Regions from separate parts of the Homo sapiens genome. Here regions 2, 3 and 4 are each linked to region 1. A link is a loop called in an ENCODE intact Hi-C map of the cell type or tissue named here. Cell type or tissue: Caco-2. All regions are shown on one strand. Region 1 holds the start of ADAMTS19 (ADAM metallopeptidase with thrombospondin type 1 motif 19). Region 2 overlaps MINAR2 (membrane integral NOTCH2 associated receptor 2). Region 3 has its middle 14 kb from the start of MIR4460. Region 4 overlaps LOC102723654 (a long non-coding RNA gene).

Region 1 (8,000 bases):
ACACACATGCCTCAGTCCTGCCTTTTCTTCTCTATTTCACCACACACAGTTTACTCAATTCCAAATTAGGCTAGTTCTTTCTTTTATATACATAGGTACTTGAATTCACTTTAACGGACGCTCTCACTTGCATATCTAAGTCTCTCCTAGAGCACAAAAATTCCCCACACATTTCTCTCTTAGGCCTGTTCCTTCTGTAAACCAGATAAGTCATGTTGATAGTTGCTAATCACCAGCAGAGTTAGTGTTGCAACTCCTGATCAAGGAATTCAAATTGGAACAAAATACCATAGACAAATCAATTTCTATCACTTTCTAAAGCACCTTGGAGAGAATTTCCTGATAATTTCTGAACCTATTCAGTGTAAATCCTTGAATTAGTCAGGGTGATATATAAAAGAAATCATTCCTACCTTTCAAAAACATTGATAGTCTAGTAGGAGAAATAAGTACATAAGTCATTAAAACCCAAATGACTTATAAATGTCTCTAAAATATGTAAATAAATTATAACAGTATTTCAAAAGGGAAAAAAGAGAAGAGTTATCTGGGAATTAGACAAATCTTTCCATAACAATATTAACCTTTACCATGAAGGATTGGTAAAGATTATATATTAGTGGGAAAAAAAGGCAGCAATGCAAACTTACATTGGTAAGCTGTGCTTCTGAGTATATTTAACTTAGTTATACAACTCATTTGGTTTTAAAAAATCATGAATGTACTCTAATAAATATATACAATTTAATATGCATTATTCCTTCAGTTCTGCTTTTTGTTGTTGTTGTTAAAATATGTGTGAGAAACGTGTTAAGACTCATCTCCTACTGGAGGTGTTTCATTGAAATTAGCTTTCAATCTAAATAGCTTGCTATACTCAAAAAATAAACTGCCTCTGATTTTTTGCCTAGCTTTAAATCTGTAAAATTGAGTCTCATGAAAAAAAGCATTTAGGTTTCTAAGTAACCCAGATATTTCTTGAGCATCTGGAAACCCACATGTTAGTTACTCCAGCATTAGAGATTTTATAAGACAGCGTTTAGAGGCAGATCACTCTTGACAAAGTCACCTTGAGTGTTTTTGCCTTTGTTTCTAAACTCTGGACAACTCAAAGAAAGTATTATAGGACTCAGCTAATTCAAACAATGGCTTTCCTTTGAAATAAGATCGTCTGCTTCCCTTAAAGGCATAGTAGTCACCTTTGACACAAGGAACAGAAGGTAAAATAACAAAGGAAGTGGTGAACCAACCTCAGTTCTGGAATTAAAAAAAAAAAAAACTGATTTGCATTAATTATCATTTCTAGGTGTCTGGCCTAGTCCAGAGGATGCAAATGGCAGTTCAGATCAATCATCCTTAAATCGGATGTGAACGCTTTGATGTGGCTGAGGGAGAGTTGTGGAAAGGGGAGTAGGTACCATGAAGAGAATTGCAACAAAGGAAAAAAAAATATATGGGGTTGAATTGCCCCAAAGAGGACAGAAACAGCAAAAACATATTTTTTTATGTACAAGTAAAAAGTACAGAAGACAAAATAATCTCACCTGGTCTGAGATCTTTAGAATATAATGTTTAATGTTGATTCCCTTACTCTTACTCCTTTTAGGACTCGTGTGTGTGTGTGTGTGTGTGTGTGTGTGTGTGTGTGTGTAATGGGGTGGGGTAGGGGAAGGAGAGAAACTGATAGTACTGATGAATGGGGAGCTAGAAAGACAAGGAAGGAAAAGAGGCTCTGAAACCTAAGGGTGCCTACTGTCCTGGGAAACTTTAAAGCATATTCCATGACGAATTACATTATCTCCGGGCTTAGAAAATTCCGAAAAAGATGGGAAGACAAATCAAAGGCCTTTGATAAATGAGGCCTCAGTTTTGTGGTCAAGTCTGCACTAATTTTTGCCTTGTGTGATGTGCGAATTTGACAAAAAGAGGCGCTGGATTGAGGAGTGGGATGGGAAGGGGGAGGCACCTCTACCTGCACACGGGGGCAGGGGATGGATGCAAATCAGGCCTTCCCGAGTGGCCAATCAATAGTCAGGTGAGGGATTTTGGGTCCCCACCCCATCCCAACCGGCGTTTGAGCACGTGCACGGTGTTCTGGGACCTTTGTCCCGCAAAGTCACGCTTGGCGGGCACCCCTTGGTCCCTTTTTCTGGTCAGATGTGCTTGATTCTTTTCTGCTCTACAACCCACCTCTCTAGTCGTGTCTTCCCATCTCCCTACTCATTCCCTCCCGCGCCGCTGCGGGTGAGAGCCTTCAGCGGTGCGTCCTAAGGAGCGTGAGGAGTGTGCGGAGCTTGGCACACCAAGTTGCTGAGACTGTGACACCAGCCTCCGCCCGTTCCGCGCGGGTGCAGGCGGCGAGCCTCGGCTCGGACACCACAGCTCTCCTGCCCGCGCCGGGCAGTCCTCTGCCTGTCCAGAGGCAGCACTCCCGGCTCTCGGCTGGCTGTGGGTCTGTCTTGTGGGGCTCCAGCACTAGCCTGCTCGGCCTCGGAAACTCCTGCAGCGTCCAGAACACAGAAAATAGACTCATCTCCTAATTCGCCAGGGAGCTCGAGGGCTGCGGGGCCGCGGGGCTGCCTCCCCCGCTCCTCCCCCAACCCGACCCCACCCCACCCCCGCCAGGGCTTCGGCGGCCTCCCGGAGTCACACAGCCTACCCCCCCACCCCAACACCCCCTCCCCCGGCAGACAAAGGGCCTGGGCAAATTCGCCGCCCGGCCTCCTAGCGCTCCGGGGAGGCCGCTGCGCCCCGGAGTGGATCGCGCTGGAGGCGTGCGCCGGGCGAGAAGCCGCGGCCGCGGGAGCGCAGTATGGGGAAGAACCGCGAGATGCGCCTGACTCACATCTGCTGCTGCTGCCTCCTTTACCAGCTGGGGTTCCTGTCGAATGGGATCGTTTCAGGTAAGTTCTTCCGTGACTTTCTCGCTTCCTTTCCAGCCATCCCAGCGGAGACCGCGAACGTACGGGTCGGCAGGGCTGGTGCAACCGGTGCGTGGAGAGCAGGGCTCAGTGGGTAGCAATAAAAATGAGCTTGAGGTGCAGGTTAAGGGGTCAAGTTCGGAAATGAAGCACACTTCTGCCGGCCTCGTTTTAACCGTATGTGGAATAGTTTCCTTCTAATTAGAGCAATAATATTTGCAAAGGTACGTTTACAGCACCTGGAGGAAAATTAGAACGTACCTAAGTTGATAGCAACGCTCTGCTCTAGCATACACTTCAGAAATCGTTTACTCGTGCTGGAGTCTTTGCATCGGTTTTCTTTTCAACAATGAAGTGCGGTCACCAAACTTTGATTCCCCCTCCCCCGCCCCTAATATAATCGTACTTTTACTCTGAAAATGCTGGGGTCTGTAATCTGATCGCAAGGCTTCTGGGGTTGCAGAGTTTCAGGGTCTAGACGGGTGGTCTCCATTGCATTCAACGCGAGCGCCCTGTATCTATGGACTGTGAGCTTGGAAATGTTTGTGCTACTGGAACCGCGGCACTTTAAGCCCCGCACTTCTGTCTGCCCCGCCCGCAGAGCTGCAGTTCGCCCCCGACCGCGAGGAGTGGGAAGTCGTGTTTCCTGCGCTCTGGCGCCGGGAGCCGGTGGACCCGGCTGGCGGCAGCGGGGGCAGCGCGGACCCGGGCTGGGTGCGCGGCGTTGGGGGCGGCGGAAGCGCCCGGGCGCAGGCTGCCGGCAGCTCACGCGAGGTGCGCTCTGTGGCTCCGGTGCCTTTGGAGGAGCCCGTGGAGGGCCGATCAGAGTCCCGGCTCCGGCCCCCGCCGCCGTCGGAGGGTGAGGAGGACGAGGAGCTCGAGTCGCAGGAGCTGCCGCGGGGATCCAGCGGGGCTGCCGCCTTGTCCCCGGGCGCCCCGGCCTCGTGGCAGCCGCCGCCTCCCCCGCAGCCGCCCCCGTCCCCGCCCCCGGCCCAGCATGCCGAGCCGGATGGCGACGAAGTGTTGCTGCGGATCCCGGCCTTCTCTCGGGACCTGTACCTGCTGCTCCGGAGAGACGGCCGCTTCCTGGCGCCGCGCTTCGCAGTGGAACAGCGGCCAAATCCCGGCCCCGGCCCCACGGGGGCAGCATCCGCCCCGCAACCTCCCGCGCCACCAGACGCAGGCTGCTTCTACACCGGAGCTGTGCTGCGGCACCCTGGCTCGCTGGCTTCTTTCAGCACCTGTGGAGGTGGCCTGGTAAGCGCCTTCTTTCCCTAGCTCTCCATTTTCCCCTGCTGCTCCTCTCCTTGCCCATAGGTCAGGATGATTTGCATGCACCTTCTCCCCTTTCAGTGTGCTCCTTTTGAGCTTGGCCCTAGACTGCACCCCCAGGTGTCTACATCGTTTGCCTCCCATGGAACATCTCCAGGGCAGTTGTGTAAATCGGAAGTTTAATTGGGTGGATAAATGGCCTTCTCCTTCCAGATGGTTATGTGTCTTTCAAAACTGCGTGAAACTCTGCCTTTTCGTAACTTCTTCCCAATGGCTCAACTTCTTTCTGTTCTCCAGAGTTTTCCAAACTAAGCGCTCCACGTGATGTCTTTTAGGAACTCGAAAGACAACCAGTCGGCTCACTGATGAATCTCCTTCGTGTTTGCGCCGCACTCTCAGTTCCTCATCTGTTATCTTAGAGCTTTTTCATAACCTACTTCAAAGTTGAAAGAACAGTTCTATAGGGGATTACTCTGACAGTTGTCTAGAATTTAAACACATCCAGAGTCATACTGGACACCTGTTCACTGTTCTTGTGAAAGGAGTTGGGAGGGACTCAACTGAGAGACTGGAGGTTGAGTAACGGGTGACATTAGAATCCGATCTGTGTTCAAAGGGTTATGGTTCTGTGATTTACATTTCATTTGACAGTAGTTCCTTTTCTTCTTTCCACTTTTTGGAGGAAAGGAGCAAGGTGGAGAGCCTTGTTAAAAGGCCTGTTGGGATGGAAAGTAAAAGCCATTTGCTCTGTCAATGTAGAACATCATTTGATTTTTCTCCCTCTGTCACGATTCAGGGGTTGGGACAAGCTTCTATAAGTTGACCTTTGTGTGTGTGTGTGTGTGGGGGGGTCAAATATGCATAACATAAAATTTACTATTTTAACTGTTTCTAGATGTACAGGTACGTGGCATTAAGTACATTCACGTTGTTGTGCAACACCACCATGTCCTTTATGGTTGTTGCCACCACCATAGGCTTTACTATTAATTGGTTTAAGACAAAACTCATAAAATATCAAAAATGCACTTGTGATTTGTGGCTTCATTTTGCTGTTCATAGTGAGCCACTGAGAAATCCACAAGAACTTGCATGGAAGCAAACTGCTCATTTGGAGAAAATCCAACAGCAGTGGATAGCAGAAAATATCAGCACAATCAAAGCCACCCAAAACTACCACCTCCCCTGACCCAAGATCCCATAGTCAAATGATGTAAACTGTTGGACAGTACTCATAATGATGAATATTCAAATACGGGCATTTTTAGGCATAATTGAAAAAAATTGGCATGGAAAAATTACATGAGAAGCTTTTATTAAAAGGTTTTATGTGGAACTGATGTTTGAACATTTCACTGGGGAAAACATTTTGTGGAGATTTCATTGTCCACTAGCTTTTGGCTGGGGATTAAATAATCACATATAGAAAGTTCCTGGTGTGGTAGTAGCAATGGGGGATAAAGAATTTCACTGTGTTGAAATGTGCACTTTTGGTCAGATTTTCCAAATGACCTATTCCTTCTCTCCATACTTAAGGAAGCAAAGTTAGAATTATAAGTAGGTTTTTTGTATGTAACAAACCTGCAGGTTGTGCACGTGTACCCTAGAACTTAAAGTATTTATAAAAAAAGAATTATAAGTAGGTTTTTCATAGACTGAATAGGAGTTTGACATACATCCCTGTTTATCATGTTGGACTTTTACTCACTGTTCCTATTAGCTACATATGTATATGTTCTAAACTGGGAAGTCTTTGTTATTGAGGAAAACTGCCATTGCCAGTGTTAGGAGTTAGATTTTCAGTAAAAAAGTTAAGCAAATAGCCAAGAAGGGTGGGTTTGTTACTCTAGACTCTAACATGCCAGCCCTGTTCCCTTATGAGCTGGTGGATAAGGAAAGAGTGAGCTGTTATCTGTACTCTGGAAGAGGTTTGTTCCCTGATGATTGACAAGCTCCTTATCTCTTTAGGCTTCAGTTTCCATAAGTAAAATTAGAGAATTAGATGATTTAATTTAAAAAATTGAATGATGGGATTAAAATTCTATTGGATATTTAATGTATTATAGGTCCCTTGTTTAGGGGATAGAATGTTCTGCCTTTTAGGGGCTCACAAGTTAAGAGAAAGATATCACCTGTAAGTGGAAATGACACAAGTAGTCACAAGACAGTGACAGACCAGCATGATGAATCAAATGTTATGCTAAGGTAAAAATCCCTTGGGAGAGGTGGGGAATGCTTCCCAAAGCAGAAGAAGTTGAACTGGATTTTAAAACATGGAGAGGATTTCACCAGGCAGAAAAAAAAGCTGGAGTGTTGTAGGTAGAGGGAGGAGACTGAGTGCAGGCATGAAAATGCAGGACCTGTCAAGGGAATGATAAAGAATGTCTCCTATGACTAGGCCAGAAGATGCAATAGAGAGAAATGATCTTAAAATGTCTAGAGATCAAACTTCAAAAGCCTTGTCTGCAAGAATATGGGCTTTTTCTAACTGAATAGTCATAGAACTTCTTACCTCTTCCTTTATATCTCAAGAATTCTGTGATCCTGTAATTCTAATGTGAGGAATTATGATGCCTTTATATAGAGATGGTGAATCATTTATAAATGCAATGGCCATGAGTTTGCAACAATTATTTTCTTCTCAGGGAAAGCTTTCTTATTGTCAGTTGCAGAGAAGAGGGTAGTTCACTAACTGTACCTTCCCTTACCCTCTCTTGATAGTAAGCTTTGCCTACTGGTACCTGAACTTTTCAATATCTTTTGGATTATTAAATATTTAAAAGGATCCAAAAGTCTGTACCAAAGGAAATAGAACATCAGCTATCCAGTAAAGTGAACATTTATAAGATTGACCATTTCACTCTCCAGGTACTACTCTAACTTGTGTTATCAAAGGATAAGTGCCAGAATGGAGATTTTGGATACAGGGGCAAAGCCTGCCTCTTCAAAGTTTTTAATCTTTCTGGATCTCATATCTGGATCTCTCTCTATATAAAATGTACAAATTGTACTTATATATCTAGCAATTGATCTGTGAAGTGTTATTATTTTTGTTTGTTCTGATTAGTGTATTATTGAATAACAGTCTTATTTGAGTCATATATTAGATCTTATAAGCATGCAAATATACTACCACTAATCAATTAAACATTTATTGAACAACTCTTATGACTAAGGCCTTTTCCAGATATAGAGAATACAAAAAGAAGATGAAGCAGTCTCGATATATTTCACAGGGCCCTCAACCTAACTTGCCAGTTACCAATGAAAACAGGGAAATACAATAGGTTGAGATACGTGAAAATACACTTATACCATGAGTGATCTGATGACACTGTCTTGTTCATCTCTTTTCATTTCCAACACTTTACTTTTTAGTTGGCACTCAATAAAAATCACTGAATAATAAAATACAACACATGAAGTACTTTATGCTACTTTAAAATCATCTTTAAAAATTAAAACACACAAAAGCAATAAATTAAATCCCATGAAACTGTGCAACAATTATCTTTGCTCAAAGTTAACACAATGTTTTTTTTTTTTTTTTTCTAAAAACATGCTTATAAGCGCTGGGCCAAAATAAGCTATATTAGTATATACCTGGCCTATTTTTTTTTTAATGGACTATTGACATGGCAGACTACTTAGATTATTTTTTCCAGATGATGAAGTGTAGATACTAAAACTAATGCCACCTTTTCCTACTTAAATTAAGAGTTTTATACAGTAGTCTTTTTGATTAGCTTTTGATACAGAATCTGGAGCCTTTTGTAAATTCAATTATTTTTTATCTTATTTGCATTA
Region 2 (8,000 bases), 310 kb after region 1:
GAAAATCAGTGGGTCAAGAGTAATGGAAGAGACTCCTGACTTTTAGCCCTACTACTTCCATGAAAGTCAGCTTCCGGGTTTACTGAAAACCCCACCAAGCATGTTTATTCCTGGCATGCAGACAAAATCAAACCTCAAAGGTTCATCTAAAGCAAAGAATTTTCATTTTATTTCAACTTACTATGCTGAATTACATGCACTATTTATAGGATGTAAGGAACACCAAATTGGCTACAATGTGATAGAAACACCGTTGTGTTTCTGACCCTCTGATGTGAGCAATTTAATTAAAGAATCATGAAGGCCTCCTAATTAATTCTGATGCAGACCTACAAATTGGAATTGCAGGGATTCCTTGTCAGCCAGGAGACTGTAGCTGCAATTTTATGCTATTCAAGGAAGCCTCATACCGCTCATGTGAGCCATGACATTGAAGCCTTGCCCAGGACAGAGTGAATATGGACCATCAGTCCCCATGACAGTGTCTTGTTCTGCAATCTCAATTAATTTGTAACACTGACTGATTACTGATTAATCATATTCTCTATGTAATTTTCTTTTAGGAAAATCCTAATGACCTGCGGTTTTGGTTGGGAGACATGTACACTCCAGGTTTTGACACTTTATTGAAAAAGGAAGAGAAACAAGAGAAGCATTCAAAATTCTGTCGTATGGGTCTGATTTTACTTGTCGTTATCTCCATCTTGGTTACCATAGTGACTATCATTACTTTTTTCACCTGAGGAAACTGCAACAATCAGAGCTACTTTAAATTTCCTAAAAATTTTTCTGATAAACATTTGAAACCCCCCCCACCAAAATAACAAAAAAACACATGTACATGCAGTGTGAATGGATTGTTGATTGTATTATTAAATGTAATTGTCCTGAAGAATGTGAATGTCAGGCGTGGTATGCTGGCTTCTCCACTTTGTTCTATAAAAGCTTTCTAAGAGTGCCACCCTGAACTTTGGGAAGCAGGAATTCTGAGGACCATAATCACAGAATAGTCACTATATGCAACCCACATTAAATATCTTTATAGGGAGCAAACAGTATCAAAAATTGTCAGCAGCTTTGTTTTCATGCTTAAACTATATTAACCTTGTTTTAAAAATACTGTTAACTCTTTACCACCTCATCCTCCTGTGATCACCAGAAAAGTTTGAGCTGATAATTTTTTTTTTAACCAACTGCTGGGTAGCTAGGATAAAAATCTTCCAGTTGTGCTGCCAACTGAGTTAGATTCATTCTCTGTTTTATTTTCCTGTATTTCTGTTTAAGTCAGAAAAAAGGAAAAAGGGAAATATCTTATTCAAATCTATTCTTATTTCCCCAGTAATCATCTATGATGCCCCAATTTCATGTTGCAATTTTAATAGAATTAAACTTGGATAGGCCATAGTTACATAATTAATTACATTTAGATCCAATTTATCCAAATTGGCTGTGACCCCTGGTGGCAGTCAGTGTGCATATATTACCAACCATGGTCTAGGTTGGGGGTCCCTAGGAAAGCAGAGGGAATACTGCTAAGAGAACAGAGTTTGAAGCCTAACTGCTACTTGCTAACAGACTCTGGCAAGTTATTCTCTCAGAGAAGGAATGATATTACCTGCCCAACAGGGCTGGCCAAAGGACCAAATACAAAACAGGTATGAACAGTATCTGGCTCGAAATAAGCAGTTGCTTAATTAAAGGCAGTTGTTATTATTAATTTATGCTAGCTAATTGACAACCTGAGTTTACCTTCCATTGTCTGCAGATACCTGGGGACATGGTTGTAGACACAGATGGGGAATCAAGTCACCATCCTGCCCTTCCTTCTAGAACATCCTTTCCTAAGCCCCTCATTCCCACTCTTTTCTCATCTTTAAACAACCCAGCCAAAGGCTATCTTATGCAAGAAACAAAAGAGGGACTTTCTCTTCTTCTCATGAGCCTAAAGTCAGATTTTGTCCCTTGATATTGCCATATCATTTTGTTGTATTTGTCTTAAAGATGCTTGAAATAAAGTACAGTAAAAGACAGTTTGGGCTGGGCGCGGTGGCTCGCGCCTGTAATCCCAGCACTTTGGGAGGCTGAGGTGGGTGGATCATGAGGTCAGGAGTTCGAGACCAGCCTGGCCAACATAGTGAAACCCCGTCTCTATTAAAAATACAAAAATTAGCCGGGGCTTGGTGGCAGACACCTGTAGTCTCAGCTACTTGGGAGGCTGAGGCAGGAGAATCTCTCGAACCCTGGAGGCAGAGGTTGCAGTGAGCCGAGATTGTGCCACTGCACTCTAGCCTGGGTGACAGAGTGAGACTTCCATAAAAAAAAAAAAAAAAAAAAAACAAACAAACAAACAAAAAAAACCCCAAAAAAAGAGACAGTTTTACTGGACAATAAAGTTGTTGTGTAGAAAAAAAACGGCGTTAGTCATATTTGTAGTCCCTGATTTTTTATTCCTCTTCTCCTCCGTGGAAGGTTCCAGTACAATTTAAAACTGAATTACAGGAGAAATTTAAAACTGAATTACAAGAAATAAAGTATCAGGGACTTTATCACTCTCGCTGTGGACAGATATTGCTTGCTGTTACTCTGCCTTCAAAGCTTACCTGCCTAAAGTTTACCTCTAAGGGATTCAAAACATGTTCAGGTCTCTGCCACACGTGGAAAACATCTGTGCTGCATCAGGTCACATGTGGCTGCCTAGGATTAAGCATGGGTAAGGCTTCTAAAGGCAATAAGCAAGAGTAACCAGAAAAGTGTAAAGCCTGCTTACCTGAATTCCTGTCTCCCTTGCCCCCATCTCATTACCTTTCTCTTCTGCCTAGTCAATTCTGGTCAAGCACCTAGTATTCTTCTATTCTCCCTATCCCTCTTCTATTCTTATTTATGATACTATCAGTCATTTAGGTTTCATCATAAATGAGTTTATTACTTTCCTATTGCTTCCAAACCAATCTTCAGTTTTAGCTTTCAATGTAACTGTAAAATCAAAATATATTATTGCCCTGCCTTGAATTAATGTTATGCATCTACATGTGTGGGCAACTTATAAATAAAGAGAATTTACCTGTTTACACTCAAAATAATACCTTAAAAGAAGTTCCAATTTTGCCTTCTACAGTACAGATTTTTGTGAAAATGGAGCAGAAAGAGCATAAAGTCATGGAAAATGCAGAGGCGATGGCCCTAAACAGGCTTATGTTGAAATCGGCTTTCTTGAGAAGCTCTCATCCAGATTCAATGAAAAAGTGTCTCTAAAATATTTAAATGCAATCCTTGGCAAATAACGGGTAGTCAATAAATAATAATTATTATTATCTTTAACACTGACTATTTTAGTAACTTTTAACCTAAATTGGGGTGAGAACACCTGGCTCCACCAGTTCTTAAGTTATAATAATTTAGTTTCAACAATAATCTTCCCCAGGTTTTTGTATACCGCCCCACACCCCCCCCCCCGCCCCCGCCAAGAAAAGGTATCTTTTGTATTTTTGCTTTGTTTTTGTATATTAGGTGAGTGTGTGGGAGGCCTAAAAGCAAATGGTATATTAAATTTTCTTTCAAAAAAAATTCCAACTGTGCATACTTTTTAAAAGTGCTCCTCCCAGACTCAACAGGAGGATTAAAGTTTTTTTTTTAACATAATCCATTAATGGCCGTTCCAATTATATTCATGCTGCTGTCACCTAGTGGAGAGTTTAGTGAGTGGAAAACAGAAAAGGGAGCGTCCTGGATACGTTTCTCCAGAGTGCACTACTGCCATCTGGTGGTGATATTTACTAGGCCTGCCCTCAACTCATGAAAAAGCATTTTACCAAAGGGATATGCCTCTGTAATTACAATCAGTGTGATGGCATGACTCACAGCTCCTGCAACCACTAATTTTGATACCCTCTCATCTTTCAAGAAAAGAAATATGATTGGCCTTGAGTCATACTGACACTTGAAGGCAGAGCTGTAACCCTCAGCATCAACTCTTGACTCTGAGGCACATCTTATGCTAAAGCTAAAAGCTAGAGGAATGCCTGGAAATTGCCCCATTTCTAATCTCTTCAAATGGGTTAAAGTTTTAGGAATATTAAACAACTTACTGCTTGTTTCAGAGTTGGTATGATCGCCTGAATTTCTACATTTGTAGCTCTCTGTATTGAGGGTGTCTTTAAATATTATTTTTTAGTAATTTTTTACTAAAATTAAATTTTAATAATGTTGAATTATTAAATGGTATCTGTACCCATTGCTTAACACAGGTCTTAAGTTCTCCCCTCATATAATTGAATAAATATAATTTTATTATATCTGAGAAATAATTTTTAAAACTGTAATTAGGGCCCTTAAATCTCAACACCTCTGGATTTCTACTTCCAAACCCACAGAGTCTAAGAGAATATACACTTTAGAGGAAAGACAACTTTTTTGGTTTCTTCCAAATAATCACTTAGTCCAGGCTCTTGCCTAACGTAAGGTGAGAATATTCAACCAAAGTGAACGACTTCAGAAACCGAACCCAGATTTCTACCAGAGCAGTTCTGCTTTCATTTTATAGACACTGTAACTCATGTACCTCATCCAGTTTCCCTCGTTTTGCAGACTGTAGGAAAGGGAGTGGATAGGACTTCCTTGTGTGTATTTTGAGCCCTTCCCGCATTCCTGGCTCCATTTTATAATCTGCCCTTTCCTGCCTCTTACTTTCTGCCTTAAATACACGGTGCTCTGTCTTTCCTCAATGCCTTATACTTACTGAAAAGATGCAGAGTATATAGAACTATATGGACTATATAAACAATTGTGTGTCTGTATTTAAAATATATGCATATATACATAAATAAAATCTAAATGCAAAAGCTCTGTCTCCCAGGCTGGAGTTCAGTGGCAGGATCTCAGCTCACTGCAAGCTCCGCCTCCCGGGTTCACGCCATTCTCCTGCCTCAGCCTTCCGTGTAGCTGGGACTACAGGCGCCCGCCACCACGCCCGGCTAATTTTTTGTATTTTTAGTAGAGACAGGGTTTCACCTTGTTAGCCAGGATGGTCTCAATCTCCTGACCTCGTGATCCATCCCCCTCGGCCTCCCAAAGTGCTGGGATTACGGGCGTGAGCCACCGCGCCTGGCCAAAAGGCTCTCTTTCAAAATAAAAAATTGAAATAAATATTGTATCTTTTAAATAAAGAAATTCTTTTTTCAGTATAAAATATTCTCTGACTAGATTTCTTTAGCAAGAAGGAAAAAGATTCAAGGCTTACACAGTTTTGCTTATCCTGTACGCCGTTTTTAAGTTCCTGACAAAGAAAAGGTAGTAATTCTTCTTATGCTAATTAAACTGGTGGGTTTTTCTCAGCTATGAAATAAGCGCTAAAATCTCTCACATTAGAATTAGTTTCAAAGTTGGGAAATATTGTTTAGATAATTATTTGAATAATAAAACAATGGTTAGGCCAGATTCAAAAGTATATCAGTAAATATAAATGAAACAGCAGTTAACTAAGTTTCTTTCTTAAAAATACATTATTTTAAAGGCTGAAACATTTCTAATCAATACTTAATAGAATAATTTTATTGTTCCTGCTGCAAAAGTTTTCTTTTTTTTTTAATATAATGATCAGAAACCACTTTCAAGAATTGCAAACCCAGGAAAAAAGTTTTATTTTGCTTATCATGAACATATAAATGTACAGCTTTTACAGCTGTTTTCCAAGTTATTCAGGAAGATTCTTGACAAAGACTCTGTCCTTGATCTAATGCTAGTTAGGCTCCCCCGAGTGTCTCTCTGACTAGGCTCTGGATCTTGGGTTGTGTCCATGGTTGGCTTATTCCACTTTTGGCAAAAATCTTGCTAAGTCAGTTTACAGTAAATCTGACTACCCTCTATACGATATCTTATCACCCTGGCCTTCCTTCAGTAAAAATCCTGTTAGGTCAGTTTAGCAAAATATTACCCTACTCTTAGTAATATTCCATCCATCAAAGCCTGACTGTTCCCCTTAGCTATAAGTCTCCACTTTTCCTTATCATATTCAGAGTGGAGACTGATCTCTCTCCTCTACTATAAAACCCCACTGCAGAAGCCTCCCTTGAATAAAGTCTTCTTCACTGCCTTTAACATGTGTCGTAAACAATTTTTCCTTTAACAAGTCCAGTGGATGCCCATGGACAGCAGTGTCCCATAGGGCCCTATGCCTGCTGCCCACCCACCTGAACATTTCCATCCTGGCCTTATTAAGAATTCAACAGAAATAGTTGTAGCTTCTACACTGCATAATTTTTAAAACCCTACCCCTTCTACAAGCTCATTTCATCTCAACTATAATCTTGAGAGATAAGTGTAAAAGCCGTATTTTACAAGAAGAGATTGAGGCTCAGGGACATCAAAAGACTTGTCAGAATCAAATTGCAATGAGAGCTTAGATCTACTAAACCTATTCTGACTATTCTTTCTGCTAAAGTTTTTATTTTCTCATGGCTGTAGTGGGGGCTTGATATGGTCCAGCTGTTGATGAAGACAACGGAAGTGCGTCTCCTCTCCTTCGACCCATAGCTATACGTACACTCAGCCCCAGTCTCCAAGTGAGTACAAAAAGACCCTGCTTTAACAAGGGCAAACACAGTTATGCTCAGAATCCCAGTAAATCTGAATGCCATATGCTTGTACCATTTTGTAATTTAGGCTTGTGGGGCTTCTTTATAAGGTAAAATATTAAGTGATAGACTCTATGATTAAGAATATGTATGAGTTAATTACTCTTTCTTAGTAAGTGTTATGGATAGAATGTCTTTCCCTTATGACAATGTTCCAGAGTACAGGATCTGATTTCTCTAACTTTGCCTTAGATTATCCCTAAATTAGATGTCAGTCCCAGGAAGCTCCAACGCCTCTGTGTCAGGAAGGAGTTTGGCTTCAGAGGAGCTGACATCAAACCCACGCTGAAGAACCTCACCTCCGGGAAACCTGCAGGTCTGTGTCGTCTGCATCAGAGGTTTGGTGGGATGAATCCCTCAATCACTCTCCAATGTGCTGCCATGTAAGGCACCTAGTCATAGTTTGGCAACAGAATTTGCTCCCAGGATTTTCTCATCTTTGTAGACTATGCCTTTAAAATGCACCTTTCTTTACTGTACACTGGCCAGACACCGAGTTTCATCTTGTTCACCATGATAAAGAGCAGAAGGGAAAGGATCTTTTATTTCCCTATAGCTTGGAGTTACTCTCTCACCACCAGAGGGCAGGTGTGTACCAGGATGCCAAACCACAGCTTGCCTATTTTGAGGGCGGTATTTCAGTTGTGTCAATATACGGGTATCTTGACAAATGAGTGAAGAACTTCCAAAGGAATACAAGTGATTAATTGTGCTGATTAAGCCCTAGGGTAGGGAGCAGGAGAGCCTGCCGGGATCACTGAGTGTGCATCAGCACAGAAAAGTGACAGTAATTGGGGTCCCATGCTGAGAAGTCTTCAGATCAAGGAAGTTCAAGCTGGGCACATGGACTTCGTTAACCAAATCTTCTATTGTGTCTTTACTCAAGTTGTGGTTCATGCTTATTAAAAAATGCAGACTCTCAGGGCAGCTGCATCAGAATCGTCATGTTTAACAAGCTCCCTGGGTGATTCTTTCTCTCTTAAGTTTGAAACAGGATCTTGAGAGTGTCAGCAACTCAGCAAACTCTTTCAAAGCTAAGGTTCAGGTTGGGGAAACCCACAAGTGTTCTGGATTTTGTTGTGAACTTTTAAAAGCCCCGTCCAGGCGCCCATGAACGTAAGGCCTACTTGGTGGCACTTCCCTGTGGAACAAACAGGCAGATGTACAGATACAAATCATCTCTTTGTCTTGGCTCTTTCCTCGGCCTTTACACACTCCTCAGGAATACAAGTTTCATGAGCAATTTAACCCTCAAGATGTATACAAACAGATTTTTATTTAACAGATAAATTATACTTTAAAGTTGAGCTGGAATTCGTACTCATTTTAAATGGAATCTTAGAAATATGATCATGAGACAGCCTCAGCCAT
Region 3 (8,000 bases), 50 kb before region 1:
CCTGAAATCCTTAAATTCGAACATCTCTATGACACTATGATTCATCTTTTTGGATAGCATGGAGTTGAGGATGTATTCTCAATGTTTTCTCCTAATATAGTTTGGCTGTGTCCCCACCCAAATCTCAACTTGAATTCTATCTCCCAGAATTCCCACATTTTGTGGAAGGGACTCAGTGGGAGGTAATTGAATCGTGGGGCAGGTCTTAACCGTGCTATTCTCATGATAGTGAATAAGTCTCATGAGATCTGATGGGTTTATCAGGGGTTTCTGCTTTTCTTCTTCCTCATGTTTCTCTTGCCACCACCATGTAAGAGGTGCCTTTCACCTCCCACCACCATGTAAGAGGTGCCTTTCACCTCCCACCACCATGTAAGAGGTGACTTTCACCTCCCACCACCATGTAAGAGGTGACTTTCACCTCCCACCATAATTCTGAGGCCTCCCTAGCCATGTGGAACTGTAAATCCAATTAAACCTTTTTCTTCCCAGTCTCTTAGCAGCAGTGTGAAAACAGACTAATACATCTCCCTTGCTGATGATTAACTTTAATGAGTATTTAAAATAAAGTGATGTTTGGTTATATTTTTATTTGTAAAATCTTATCCTAGATGGTTAAAAAGTGTTCTAGGCAAGCTACTCAGGGGGCTGAGGCAGGAGGATTGCTTGAGCCCAGAAGTTTGAGACCAACCTGGGCAACACAACAAGACCATGTCTCTAAAATAAGTAAAGTAAATTAGCCAGGTGTGGTGGCACACATCTGTAGTCTGAGCTACTCCAGAGGCTGAGGTGGGCAGATTGCTTGAGCCCAAGAGTTCGAGGCTGCAGTGAGTGATGATCAAGCCACTACGCTCCAGCCTGGGTAACAGTGAGGTCCTGCTTCTATTATAAAAAAGTGTTCTAGGAATACATTATTACAGTTCTCTCAGTATGTTGACAGAAGGAAATTTTAAAAAATAATCACACAACACTGCCCAGAAAAGTCTGGGCTGCAAGATAACCTGAACTCTGCTTCCAGCCTGTGCCCTACATGGAGACATCAATCCAGAGGTGGTGGCCTTTTCCTAAACTGTCCCCCAAAGGGCACTTTCCTGGCCCAAATGATGTCACTATATAGATCAGTTTAGGTTCTGAATTGACCCTCAATTCTGTGTGTGTGTGCACTGACCCAGCTTGTACTACTATGGGTGACCCACTGAGATGTAAGCATTTCTTCTTGCAATCAGTCTTAAGGACTGTCTAGCCCATACCCTTCTTATGTGCATCTCCTTGCCAGAGAGACACTGTGCAAGTGCACTAGTTTTTTCTGCCCAATTGGGTCACATTGCATTCTGTATGCCTCCAAATTCCACTCAAGTTAAATGGAAGACATAGGGTCCTTTCTCCAGAATTCTTTTGCCTGGGAGCACTATAGTTCTCTAAATAACTTTCTGTCTCAGCTTTAGATGAAGCCCTCGAAGGTTAAAAGCAAAAAATATTGGTAGCAACTATGTGCAGACTTTGAAACCAAGTATGGTACTCATTTAGGGCTTACTAAGGATGTGAACATACCCCTATTTTTGTGATGATATCCAGAAAGAAAATACAAAAGGAGAGATTTTGATTCTGCAATTGAAGAAGGCAAGAGAGAACATCTTAGTAGAGGTGTGTTGGAATGCTACAAAATTTCCCATCCCTGGCCCCATCAGAGGGCCCCACACTTTCCCCTCACCTCGAAATAGTGATGTGGCTTCAAGGGGATGATTTAGATAATATTCCCCTGAAATGTGAGGAGGGAGGAGATGGCATCTTGCAGATTCTGATCCCATAAGACCAGTTGCCTCTCGGCACCACATGACCCCATGGTATCACTATTGAAATAATGACAGCCCCAAGAAGAGATGCAAATAACATGATGGTTGACCTTGCCACTAATAATTAGAATGGGATGTGATAAATACTCTAATAAAGGCATGAGGTTTTAAGAGAGTTAAAGGGAAAAAATGATGAGCCCTGTCTAAAGAACTCTACGAAAAGTGATGGCAAGAATAAAAGTTTGGGAGGGGTGATAGAAGGTGTATTGGGGTTATCCAGCTAACTGGAGAAAATGTTCTGGGCAGAAACAATAGGTTTGCTAAGTTTCTGATGAAAGAGAGACTAAGCACGCTTGGATAATGGCCGGGGGCTGAATGCTGCTGAACAGTAAAGAGCATAGATGCCAAAGGTCATAATCAGAGATGGGCTGGAGAAGAAGGTCGGGGAGAATTTGATGACTTTTTATATCATCCAAATATCCTAGAATTTTCAAAACTGACACTGTAGGGGTGAAGTTTTTCTATATTATTGAAAAGTGGAAATAATTACTAAACCTGATGAGAATGTTTGACAATTAGTTATAAAGTATATGTTGTAATTTAAACACCATGTGACTAACTTCTGTTAGATAAGTGAATATGTATGCTTTGCACATTGAAATAACACCTGAGAAAACCACTAAGTTTGTTGTTTAGTTTTCGCCTAAAACCATAAATTTTCAGAGAAAGGACAAGTGGGGCTGCTCTAAGATATGGGCTTCATGAGAATCTTCCACATTTTCACTCAGAGGTACTCTTACCTATCTCTGGGCAAACATGTTAGGGAATATAGGAATATTTGATTTCTTCTTGAGCTGATTGTCCCTATAGCATTAAATACCATAAAGTTTAGATCATTTTTCCCTCTAATAGCTTAATTCACCAGTTAGGTCAAATCTTTCAGATGTGAGATTTTTAAAATTTATGATTTGCTAAGAGATTTTCTTCACAGTAGAGGAAATTGAAGATGGAATATGTAATCTTTCCACTGTACTTTCCTACAATTATAAAAAGTAACCAAACTTCCCTAAAAATAATAGACAATTTCTTAAATTCTTTTAGGATATCCAAATCCATGGTCACTTAACTTTGTTCAAAACATCTTTGCCTCTAATTGTGTTAGAGTAAATTTTGTTGGAATTTGCCCTTGAGGTTACTCCCTAACCACGTCCACAAACATTCTTTTCATATTGTCACATCTAAAGAAGATCCTTCAGCCGTTTCATTTACATCAAGTGCCTCCCCTCTCGGTGTGAGCTTAAGTGAGAGCATAGGGCACACCAGGAAAGCTTCAGCCACTGAATGCTGATGAAGTGATAACTTCAAAGAAGATGTCATTGGCTCGTCACAGCAGGTTGGCAGCTGCAAGACAGGGAGCTCAAGTGTTATGCGCTCAGTGATTCCTATCCTTTGTGACTGCAGAATAGACTTAACACAGTGATTTCTAAGTTATGTCATGTATCTAGGTACCATTGCTAATATGAGAATTTATAAGAGATGTCTAAGAAACGGTGGCATAATATCTCAGAACACAAGTTGTCTATATAACCCTGTTAGTGTTTTGAAAGTTTTGGAATCTCAAGACTTGACATTGTCTTGTAAGCATTTTTTTTTTAAATGAAGCTACATATGTCTTTCTATAGCAGAGTCAGAGTGATGGATATATTGTCACCTGCTTTGGCAGACTCATTGAATATTCTTGAGGCAGAGCAAATGGGAGGACTGAATTCCCAAGATTTTGCCCTTTCACACTCCATGCACCCTACTATTCCCCTCAGTCTCCTCACTATGCATCAAAACTAGCAGGTAAATCCTTGGCTCATGATGCATCCATAAGCTTTTCTCTCACTTTTCTAAAATATTAGAATCATCAAAATAATCATAGTCATATTTTTGTGATTTAGGATTAATATAACCTACAGTCAGTGATATAATATAGATTATGTCATAGCAATGAAAGAAGAATTTGGAAAAAAATAATCTCTGGTATAAAAGCCATAACTCAAAGCACATATTCAACTTAAAGATAGGCTTTAGGTTTTCATTAAAACCCTAAAATCTTTAATTCTTGCTGTGTACTTTAAGAGTTAGAAACACATATTTAAGATAACTCTATCTTACATACAACTTGAGTATGCATTAAATTCATTCATAAAATTTTAGTGACAGCCAAGGCTGCTTTTAAACACTGCCTACTAACATTCTATTTCTGAATGTATAAGGAAGCTACTCATTCACTTTCATTAAGGAAAAGTTGATTAAATACTTTTTCAAAGTACTATTAATAGTTTACAGGGATTCATGCTTCTCTCATTAGTACTTCAACTCACATTCCTATAAGGTGAGTCAAAATATCCAGAATTTAAAAAATACTCTGAATAAACAATTATTCCTATAGAGTTAATTCTATAAATCAGGCACACTGAATATCACTTAGCATTTAACCTAAACAAAAACAATATTACATACAAAATGGAATGGGCTCAAAAATGAGCTCACATTCAAGTCTATGAAAGGTTTCATTTTGTGGATTCACACCCCTCAACCCCAGCATTATGACACTATGAGGTGTACTTAATATTTGCTCTTCTTGATAAATCAGATGAACTAAAATCAAATGACAGATTTTTAACGAGGATCCTAACCATCTAAGTTCTCACAAAGACTCAAATTTCACAGTCCCCTTTTTCCTTGCCTCATGTCCCTTGAGGTAAAGGTTTGGATTTAGTGTATTGTTAAATGTCTGCTATACACTAGGCTTTGGCTTACATATTTTCACACATGTAATCTCCATTCATTTTTAGTTTTTAATTTTTATTATTTTTGGAGATGGCATCTTGCTCTGTCTCCCAGGCTGGAGTACAGTGGCACGATCACAGCTCACTGAAGCCTTGAACTCCTGGGGGCTCAAGTGATCTTCTGTTTGAGCCTCCCCGTAGCTGGGACTACAAGCATTCAACACTACTCCTGGCTAATTAAAAAAAAATTGTAGGGATAGAGTGTCACTATGTTGTCCAGGCTGGTCTCAAACTCCTGGCATCAAGCAATCCTCCCACCGACACCTCCCAAAGTGCTTGAATTACAGTTACAAGCCTCCACACCAGGCCTAATTTTAAGTTTTTAAATGGCACACACATACATACCCCATACCTCTCTCAATAGCACAAATAAAAGGGAAGTTTGTTGGAGTTTTTGAAACCACTAAAGGCCTGGTTTGGGTTAACATGCAATGTCAGTAAATGTGAATAAATATATTTTCATGGATTGTGTTCATAGAAAGATTTGGCCTGATTATTTGAATAGGTATAGTTGCCACACATCCTGAAACAAAGCGAATTTGTTTCACATCTGTTCTGTGTCTATAGTACTTCACATTATCTTGATATAAAGGACATTTGTTTTGCTTACTCTCAGCCTGTAGCCCTGAAGTCTGCTTAGGATTGCTTCACGTTTATCCTAGATGATTCTGTGATTTCTCCAGAAACAGTAAAAAAGGTATGCATGTTATTAACAGTACTGTTTCTACTTTGATCTTTATCACCACACTTCTGCTGAGTCTTATACATGTTCACATTCTCACAAGTGGTATTTGCAGACACCACCTCAACTATGTGCTCTAAGTTAGCTTCACCAACTTTTACATCAAGGATTTTAGGAGAAACTAGGGAGAAATTAGCAAATTTCTGTGGTTGAAAAGCCTGTTTTATTATTATTACTCGATAGCAGTGCTGTTTGAGTATGTCAAAGCAAAACTACTGTTCTCCTCTCCTCAATGTCTCTAGAACTTCATTCACTGTTTACCACCTCCCACTTCTGATTCATTTATCTCCCTTCCTACAAATCATTGTTTCCTGTAGAAAAGCTAACTCTACCGAGGCAGGCAGATTATGAGGTCAGGAGTTTGAGACCAGCCTGGCCAACATAGTGAAACCCCATCTCTACTAAAAATACAAAAAATTAGCTGGGCCTGGTGGTGGGCGCCTATAATTCTGGCTATTTGGGAGGTTGAGGCAGGAGAATTGCTTGAACTCCTGGGAGGCAGAGGTTGCAGCGAGCCAAGATTGCATCATTGCACTCCAGCTCCGGCCACAGTGTGAGGCTGTGTCTCAAAAAAAAAAAAAAAAAAGAAAAGAAAAAGAAACGTTAACTCTAACAACGCACATCTTATTTTTAAAAAAGTCCCCTTGACCCACTTCCTTTTACTTTAGATTTTCATTTATTTCTCTTCCCTTAATAGCAAAATTTTATGGAAAACACATTAATATATCTTGCCTCTATTTCCTAACTACCCATCCAAGCTTCAGTTCATTCCAATTTGGCTTCTATCTCCAGCTTACTAACAAAACTGTTCTTGTCAGTGACCTCCACTTTTCCAAATTCCATTAGATTTTTACTCATATTGTGGAGATTCTCAGCAGCACTTGACGTAGTTACACTATTTTTCTGAAAATGATGAAACTGGAAGCTCTTATCTTTTCCTCTACCCACTGATATACCAAGTAAACATCTGTTCATAGATAAATTCCCTTTGGGAGAAAGTCAGAGACCAGTGGAAAAACTACACCTTCAGCAATTGAGAAAATGTCCATATTGAAGGGGTAGGAAAAGTAGAGACACACTTGGGCATGAACCAAACTTCTATCAAACTTGCATTGCAGAGTGAAAAAGCTCAATATATAGTAGCCCTTCAGCAGCCAGAATGAAACTTGACACTTCATGAGCCTTTCCGTCAGCTTATCCCAATGATAAATCCAGTTCTACCCATGTTGTTCACACATCGAATAACCCCAGCTCCTGGGAGGAGTTTGGCCATTAACAAATGCCACAACTTCTATAACTCCCACCCAAGGCACTATCTCCTTATTGACCCAGACCTGGGAGTCAACAATGATTTGCATTTCTGATTAGCCATAGACCACAGAAAACAAAGAGGTGGACACACAACAGGCACACTGTCAGCATCTATCTCCCCAGGGTCAGAGCACACAGTGGAACATTAGTACAGGTATTTGCCACAGATCCTTTCCCTGGCCTAGTACAGAGAATGTAAAGATAAACACCTGTGCTTAACTTCACCATGAAGATATAAGAAACGGGGACACACGTGCAGCATATTACCATTTCCAGTTACATTTATTATAATAGTTTGGTTCCTACCTTACCAGTCTCAGTACGAACAGGACATGGCACACCTGGAGGATAAGGAGTCACCAGAAACAGATACAGCAGTCTGGACAAACCCAAAGATTTGAGAGACACTTAAAAATCTCTGGCTGGACAGATGAGTGAGATCCTTCTCCTAAAGAAGGCCAGTCTGTCAAGACTGGGAGAGACAGTTATATTACATAATATGCAAAAACCAACAGAGAGTTAAGGAAAATGAAGAAACAAAGCAATATATATTCAAATAAAAGAATAAGATAAATCTCCAGGGATAGACCTGAGTAAAGTAAAGATATGTGATTTACCCAACAGAAAATTCAAAACAATGGCCATAAAGCTGCTCACTGAAGTTAGGGGAACAATACAAAAACAAAGTGAAAATCTCAACAAAGAGAAGGCATTAAAACATACCAAACAAGGTCGGGTGTGGTGGCTCATACCTGTAATCCCAGCAATATGGGAGACTAAGGCGGGTGGCTCACTTGAGGTCAGGAGTTCGAGACCAGCCTGGCCAACATGGTGAAACCACATCCCTACTAAAATTACAAAAATTAGCTGGGTGGGGTGGAACTTGCTTGTAGTCCCAGCCATTTGGGAAGCTGAGGCAGGAGAATCACTTGAACCCAGGAGGCAGAGGTTGTAGTCAGCCAAGATCATGACACTGCACTCCAGCCAGGATGACAGAGTGAGACTCCATCTCAAAAAAAAAAAAAGAAAGAAAGAAAAGAAAAGAACAGTACCAAACAGAAAACAGAGCTGAAGAATAATATAGCTCAACTAAAAAATTCAATAGAAGGGTTTTCCAGCAGAATAGATCAAGTACAAGAAAAGATCAATGAACTCAAAAAGAGGTAATGGAAATCATATAATCTGAGAAGAAAAAATGTAAAAAGAATGAAAAAAAAGTAAATAGTTTAAGAGACATGGAACATCATCAAGCCTAACAACATATATATAATTTGTGTATCAGAAGGAGAGGAGAAAGGGAAAGGAACAGAAAATATA
Region 4 (8,000 bases), 100 kb before region 1:
GTAGGTACTTATTAAGGGACATTATCCTCAAACAGATTCTGATTTATCTCCAATTAATTTGGGGTATTCTTCTATTAATTCTATGAGTTAGTGTTACTAAGACAATATAGCCAAAGGTCAACTCAAGTATCCCTGAAGCTAGAGGAAAGACCATGAAATCATCTGTTGATCTCTAACTTGCAGTTTCTTGCCAGTCCTTGTCAATATCTTTGTTACTTTTCCTCCATCTTTTTAATTCTTAGCACAGAAACTTCTACAATGTTGTGACATGCAAGAAAACATACTAAAACAACTACCAGGGTCTCTATCATCCAAGGAACAGTTGGGAAAAAAACACACATTAACTGCGATTATACAGTTTCACAAATTTCTGGATATTCAAATTTATTGAATATTTCTCTATAAATTAGACTATACCTTTACCCAAGGTAGCCTCAATTAGTCATAGCTTTTTAAAGGTTTGGACAGACATATTCACCTGCATATGCAACTTTCCTAAAGCTAACTTTCCTCCTTAATTCACTCCCTGGGATTTAAAACACCAATTTCCGAAACCCCAGTTTCCTGTCAGTATGTTAGGGCCAGTGTTGAGTAAAATACCATCAGTGTTTGCTTCTGAGTACTTATCGTACAGGTATAATTCAAGAATATTGTGGAGGACTTCCTGTTTGGTGGACAGGTGGATACAGAGAATCACAGCATACTCTAGCAGACACCAATGAGCAGAAACTTCTGTGGAAACCAGAACCAGAGTAGGATAACCTGAATCATAATTGACAAATTGCTGGAGGCTCAGTGTGGACAAGTCTATGAGTTAAAAACTCAAAGAAGCCCTTCTACCTTTGTGATTGATTACCTCTTGGAGCTTTGCTGTAATGCACAGTGAATATGAGAGAGAAAAAAATACCCTCAGGAGAAACTGTGTCACCAAAGGCTAACTTATTGGCATTTTACCACAGCCGAAGTATCCTTGGGGAAGGGAATACCCAACTCCAGTTCTCTCTAGCCTTCCTTGTGTGAGAAGAGGAATTACCAACTCCCGCCACCTCCAGCCACCTTGGAACGTAAGGTGGGGGTGGGGAGGCACTGCTAAGCACTTGTGATAGTCACAGACACAGGTTCACTAAAAGACTGAGACTAATCAGGATGACAGAACACTTCCCCTGCCTCCACATCTTACCACCATAGATCACTAAAGGTTCATTTACTGGAGTTCCTTCAACCCAGTACAAGTCTAGCTTTCAACAAAAAATTACAAGACCTACTAAAAGGCAAAAAATACAGCATCAAAACTAGAGTTAGATACAGCAGGAATGTTAGAATTATCAGACTGAATTTAAAACAACTACAAGTGCAAGGATTGTAATGGGAAAAGACAACATGCAAGAACAGATGAGTAGAGAAATAGAAATTCTAACAAAAAATCAAGTATATTTGGTATTCCCAGAAGTATGAAGTGCCTCAGGACACTGTCAGTAAGCATATACTATTTCTTATTGTCATTCCGTTTGTATGTGTACCATAGGCTTCCACAATTGCCACCTTGAATGTTCCTGGGGCAAATCACCAGTGATATGTGACTGCCGTATAATGACAATATTTACCATTTTTCATATCTAATTAATTGAGCTACTGTTTGTGTAGTATTCCATATACATTCACACCTTAAAGTTTTTTAAGGATACAAAGCAGGTGATAATGATATATGCTTCCCTTCATACTCATACTCAGCTAGTTACCTTAACAGGCCACATCCTGGTTTACAGCAATCCAGTACATCAGTTGCTAACTGCCAGGAACAGTAAGTCCAGTTCAGTGTAAAAGTAAGAAAACCAAAATCAAAACAAAAAAACACAGTCCAAATGGTAATTACAAACCACTGTTACTCAGGCAAGTCTTCAGCTAAGAGTATCATCATCATCAAGGGATGCTGGTTGATATCTTCCCCAAACCACCCACAGCAACTTCTTGGGTAAGTCTTAGGGTTCAGCTTCATTCAAATACCCTTCTCAGCAGAAAAAAAAATCCAGATATTTCTTTCAGCAGTGGCCATCACTTGACACTACATCTGAAAAAACAGCTAAGAAAATTAGATGTTCTTTTTTTTCATACATCATTACCTGTTTAAGTATCACTTCTCTTCTGCCAAAATTTTCCTTTTTCTTTCTTTTACTCATTACCTGTGTTAGTCCAGGCTCAGCCATGCTGGGTGGAATCTCTACACAACCACCCACAGGACAGATAAAGCCTTCTCAGAATTTTTTTTTTCATCCTGGCACAGATTAAAAAACAATGGAACAATTCCAATAACTAGAAGTGTGTCCAATATCTACAGTTCATCTTAGTTTAAACGCATATGGTGAAGACTATATCCAGTCTGTCATTTCCTTAAAGTTTCGAGGAAGTGAATTAGCACAGCAATGCCTCTCTTGTTGTGACATGCATGGGCAGTCTCAGACACAGTACACCTGGATCTGACAAGAAAAAAGAATTTGCAAGGTGTGAAAGGTAGAGTTTGTGGCTGTATCATCTCCTACCCCTCATTCCATTTTACACAGGAGAAACCTTAAAGTTCCTCTCTCTTCACTTTTGGTCATTCAGGTGAAATATACATTCATCCAATCAAGCCAGCCTTCCCTTCACACAACCCCCACTTATCATTAACCTCACTTTTAATTGCCGAATCTAGTTCTCAAGTAAACTGTTACTTTGAGCATGAAAAGAGACATAAGTTCATATTATGTTATGCTTCTTAGTAAAATACGTATTATTTAATGAAGTATAGCCTGGCCACATTTATAAACATTCCGCTACAAAATTTTTATGGTATCTCAGCTATTGCGTCCTTTACAGGATAAAGGGAGTCCAAAAGCAAATATATGCCCATTCTAGTCAGAACATATTTGAAGCCATTTATAGCTACTGGCAAGGATCCTACGTAGCCTGCCAGCTACAGTCAACTATTGTCTTGAAGAAATCTTACACATATTTATTTCCTGTTTGTATTCTGTACATCTTTTACCACATTAGCAGCTTCATAATATGATAAATATGTAATTACTCTTTGCAGTGTTTCATAGCTTGAGCACTTCGCAGTCTACTTGAGATATAGAAGTAGCTACCTTTTTTTTTTTTTTTTTTTTTTTTGAGACGGAGTCTCGCTCTTGTTGCCCAGGCTGGACTGTAGTGACACAATCTCAGCTCACTGCAACCTCCACCTTCCCAGGTTCAAGCGATACTCCTGCCTCAGCCTCCCGAATAGCTGGGACTACAGGCACACACCATCATGCCCGGCTAATTTTTGTATTTTTAGTAGAGACGAGGTTTCACCATGTTGGCCAGGCTGGTCTCAAACTCCTGACCTCATGGTCCATCTGCCTTGGCCTCCCAAAGTTCCGGGATTACAGGCATGAGCCACTGCGCCTGGCCAGATATAGCTACTTCTAAGATCCAAACGAAGCTGTCAGCTTTTGCATTCTAGTCCCCTTCTGAGCCAGTAGCTGATTTTTTCTGTTTAGTAGGTACACGGCACCCCTTTAATTTTTTCTTGGAATTCCTACAGGATTTCCAAAACTACATTCCCTACACAGATTTATTCTTAATTATATGATCATCTAGGGCTCATTTGCCTGAACACATGGCAAAGCAAAGCAATGGCCACCACCCATGAGTTCATAAAATGTAAAACATTTTTTCTGAGGAAGAGCCCAGTGCTCTTTGCACTTTCAGATATGTTGATCTCAATGCTGCCCATTCTATAGCTTTACTCTTGGTGGGGGGGCGGGGTGGGGGGAACCTTGCCTAAGGTCTTTATCAAACACAGGAAAGATATTGGCATATTTCCAAAATAAACTGCATTCCTGAATTTAGGAACACACCAGGAAGCTTGCTTTACTTTAGCAAGAGACAAATTTTAGGGTTCAGGAGCCAACAGTTCTAGAGATTGTATCATTAGTTCCCAAAAGAGGGCTGGAAACTGCTCATGGATACAATGATCTCTCTAACAATGCCCTGACCACTACTCCCAACCCCCAACACACACACACAGCCCAATTTGAGAACATATTCCTATGTGTACCATTTTATCAGTAGACTCTGATGAGTGGCTCTAGCTTTATGGGAGTATCTGACATTATCCATAGCATACTAGTTATTTCAGTTTTCAGAAGTATTTTTCTTCAGTGATGGGAGATCTCTCCACCAGATCCCAGAAATAAGCCATCAATTATCCTCAAAGGGATGTATCTAGCTGTGGTGTTGGGTACCTTGCAAGTCTTCTATTACAGCGTCACTTTTGTGGAACATCATTAGACTTTCCATTGGCATCAGTCTCTGAGTTTACAAAGCAGGTACCTGCAAACTACTGAGATAAAAGTTAAGATTGTTTGCATCAGTGATGGAAGAACATATTGAGTTTAGTCAGTAGGGGGAGCCATATTTTCAACTTATCCTTGAAATGGGTGGGAAAATATTTAAGAAATTTATAACAGTATGAAAATATGGACTTTAAGCAAAAACATTTGCAAGACACTTTAATGCAATTTAGTCATTCCCAACTTTCTACATGTTAGACCTTGTAAAAAAACAACAGATATATGCTTCCATGCAATATGAAGCATCCTTTATACCAAAAAAAAAAAAATGCTGTCATGATCTATTCAAAGAGGAGAGATACAAAAATCTCCAAGGCATTGTATCCATATCTCAGCACCTCTAATTTAGTTACATTCTCCACCTGAATGCTCTGTAATTCAAACACCAAATTGTAATGTTGTTCATCACCACTTTACTATATAAGAGGAAAGAATGAAGAAAAAAGTAATTAGTAATATTTATAGATGTGTATGTATAATACTTAGTCTGTATGGGATTTTAGCCCAGAGCTTATTAATTAGGAAAAAACCCATAGCTTTCTTTTCCTTTCCACTTTTCCTTTTGAGGCAAAAAGAATTTCACCAGTCCTGGCCATCTCCCTTCTAATGTCAAATCCACCAGAAGTTTAAAATGACCTACGTGTTTCTTCCTCTCCCAGTAGGGAAAAGATAGGCACTTTATTTCCTATAAATAAAGTAGTTTTATCCTTTTTAAAATATTTTTTCTATTTCTACATCATTTGGATATTCAAGTGACTTTATCATTAAATCATAGTTATTTTGAGTGTCACCAGCAACAGGCTTAGACTTCTAAAGTCATAGGAAAAATATTTGAAAGCATGTGAATTGTGTATAATTGATTGTCCTGTGAAAGAGATTTATGGATTATAAAACTTTGTGTTTTTTTTTTTAATTCTTCTTAATGATCTTTCAAAGATTCTCTTTTTAAAAGGACTACTGGTGATGCTGATAGCTACAGCAGGCTAGGAAGGAGACTATTTCAAAATATTTGTGTTCTGACCACAGATTTTGGAGGAACTCCACACTTTCTTTTTAAAACTCTAGGAATGCCTGTATGGGAATAAAAGAAAATATGGTCATCTGGGAAAAATCAGTGTTGGCCCAACCCAGAAAAGGGATAACTGAAACTAGGTCACTTGACTAATAGCTTGAGGGGCACCCTGTACTATTTTCTCCTCTTTTAGAGTAAGAAGGAATGAGGAATCACAACTAAAACTCTGCTTAATAAATAAAACAAATGGAATTTACCTCACTAGCTCTTAAAGCCACCTAATCTTTATCATGTGGGAAAAACAAACACTAATATTGTTGCCATCGTTTTCCTATTTTAAGTGCATGGAGTATAATGAAGTATAACTGGAAGCAGTGTTACTCTGTTAAATTAGTTGGACCCCTACAATCTTCCAGAAACTATATACAAGTTTTTTTTAGAAATTGTATACAATTTCTTTAGGTAGACTAAACTACATCATTAGCGAGTCAATCGAATAAATTTTTTTTAAATTCCAAAATCTAATATGAAAACATACTAATCCCAAGAATAACTGTTATACTAACATTATTTGAATATTTCACTTTAATTTGTAATTCTATATGGTAAGAACATACAGTCTGTGCACGAGCGGATTGGCTTTTTAAAAGGAAAAAATTTGATGAAAACCATCTTTCTATTTCTACTTAGTGTGCTTTTAGGAAAGCAGTTTGACAAGATAATTCTAGAAAACACAGTGGAAATCAGTACAAAGTTAAAATCCAAAATAGTTTAGCTAAAAATAATACATTTACCAGCTTGAGAGTCCTTCTAGAAGAGATGAATTAAGATTTAGGACTAGATATTTCTCAACTCAGGCAGAGCTTTATATTTAAGAAAAAAATTCTTCCAAGTCAGACCATGCTATGTTGAAAACAATCTCTTCCTTTTTTTCCTTAAAATTCAACTGTAGTCCATTTTGGAGAATATAATTCATATGTTGGCAAAAAGTTAGAAAGCCTCTGAAGAGATGATTCCTAGGTGTACTTAAACTGGCCAACTTATTTCAAAACACCTGTGGCTGCTGTTTTATCTGAGGACATTTTTTTTCAGTAAAAATCATGCATACTTTACTATGTGATTAATATACCTCTTAATTTAATGAAAATCATGTGTTGAGTAGGCAAAAACTATAATGCATACCAAACTTATGCAAATTTTTAATATCTCATACTGCATCATTAATACATTGAATAATTATAAATCATTTTTTTGCATGGCCAATGTAAGCTTTAAATATGAGCATAGGCTATGTTTTCTAGTAATTTTATAAAGACCTAATTATGGAGAGGAAATTTAGACATATTTAATTTTTTAAATGTTAGGCAATATTTCAGGTTTATCAGTAATTTATTCACAGGAAGATTTTAAAAATAATTTTGAAACACTTCTTGGACATGATGTATTACAAAATGTGCTGGGGTTATGAATGTAAAGTGTATGGGGCTCTGTTTCTATCCCTAAGGGGTCAAATAAAATTTTAAGGAGAAGTATACTTAAAGAAAGGCATTCATCATGTATCAGAAACATCCCAAACCTGCCCTCCTTCATTCCATACCATGCATATTATATTTTCTATTTACATTTCTTGGAATATCTTTTTTTCTCATCAAATTTCCTGGTGACTTAAACTTTAAGACTTAGAATACAGAGGTGTGTTTTTAAACTGTAGGTGTGTTGTTTCTGTGGATTTTTATGTATGTATTTAAATATGTGTCTGTAAGAGTGAGAAAGGTATATGGATAAGCAAAAAGCTTAAGTTTTTAAAACACCATGTTCTCCAGACAACTAAAATTACAAAAAAAGTCATATTCATCAGTATTATGATTAACTCTAGTAAAAACGTAGAGCTAAAGGAGAAGCACAGTATTATCTCTTTCATATCGTACATATGTACTTTATCTTATATATGGCAATGCACATACACAAAACTATGACCCTGTAAATGTCTTCACATATACTGCACCTTTCTTAACCAACCACTGGAATTAACTAAATATTTTCTATTGTAACTATAGACAATCAAAGGGTTTTTCTAAAAATCAGTACAAAAAAAATCAGATAATCAAAAGTCACCTTGTAAATGATATTAAACTTGGTTGTATGTATACAACCTTAAGTATAAATGCATAATGCATACCTGTAATATATAGTACATATTGTTCTTAACTTCAGTCATCCTTCTCTGCTGTTGAACATTAGAATTTATTCCTTCAATTTAACTGTATGTTTGTACCCATTAAACAAACTCTCTTCATTCCTTCCCCCAAAACACATGCCCTTCCCAGCCTCCAGTAACTACCATTTTATACTTTATTCCATGAGATCAACTTTTCTTTAGCTTCCGCATATGAGTTAGAACATACCATTTTTATTCAACGTAGTGATGGAAGTCTTAACCAGCTCAATTAAGCAAGAGAAATAAAGGATATCAAAACTGAAAAGAAGTTCAAATTGTCCCTGGTTCCAGACATGATCATCTATTTAGAAAAACCTAGACCCCACCAAAAAACTGTTAGAACGAATATATTAATTGAGTGAGGTTCTAGGATACAAAATCAACATACAAAAATTAA

What was found. Hi-C counts contacts between places; a loop is a spot of excess contacts. Peaks named below come from ENCODE experiments on the same cell type or tissue, not always from the same donor. Only the 100,000 strongest peaks of a DNase experiment are listed, where the experiment ranks them.
Region 2: it touches region 1 in a loop (11-fold over the local background); 9 of 110 quality-filtered maps call a loop at or near these places.
Region 3: it touches region 1 in a loop (2.1-fold over the local background); 2 of 110 quality-filtered maps call a loop at or near these places.
Region 4: it touches region 1 in a loop (2.2-fold over the local background); 2 of 110 quality-filtered maps call a loop at or near these places.

Annotation. Positions count from the first base shown.
Region 1 is chr5:129,457,580-129,465,579 of GRCh38, forward strand. ADAMTS19 (ADAM metallopeptidase with thrombospondin type 1 motif 19) reads left to right here and starts at 2,719. Exons shown (of 23, transcript NM_133638.6): 1 at 2,719-2,903; 2 at 3,523-4,178. The coding sequence starts at 2,813. ADAMTS19-AS1 (ADAMTS19 antisense RNA 1) reads right to left here and starts at 3,110. Exons shown (of 2, transcript NR_125748.1): 1 at 2,846-3,110; 2 at 1,980-2,500. RefSeq lists an enhancer at 1,678-2,640. In Caco-2, a CTCF peak has its summit at 4,078; DNase peaks (open chromatin) are centred at 2,042, 2,432 and 4,082; H3K4me3 peaks cover 2,403 bases; H3K27me3 peaks cover 253 bases.
Region 2 is chr5:129,764,321-129,772,320 of GRCh38, forward strand. MINAR2 (membrane integral NOTCH2 associated receptor 2) reads left to right here. Exons shown (of 3, transcript NM_001257308.2): 3 at 564-2,412. The coding sequence ends at 743. Among named protein-coding and RNA genes, the nearest start is that of MINAR2, 20 kb to the left of the region's middle. RefSeq lists enhancers at 3,432-3,933, 3,804-3,863, 7,184-7,737. In Caco-2, CTCF peaks have their summits at 3,755 (motif pointing left) and 7,201 (motif pointing right); DNase peaks (open chromatin) are centred at 3,741 and 7,221.
Region 3 is chr5:129,407,588-129,415,587 of GRCh38, forward strand. No RefSeq gene overlaps it. Among named protein-coding and RNA genes, the nearest start is that of MIR4460, 14 kb to the left of the region's middle. RefSeq lists an enhancer at 2,884-3,427. In Caco-2, no CTCF peak of the experiment used is centred here; a DNase peak (open chromatin) is centred at 3,124.
Region 4 is chr5:129,357,215-129,365,214 of GRCh38, forward strand. All of the region lies in intron 4 of LOC102723654 (a long non-coding RNA gene), which reads left to right. Among named protein-coding and RNA genes, the nearest start is that of MIR4460, 36 kb to the right of the region's middle. In Caco-2, CTCF peaks have their summits at 4,431 (motif pointing right) and 4,636; no DNase peak of the experiment used is centred here.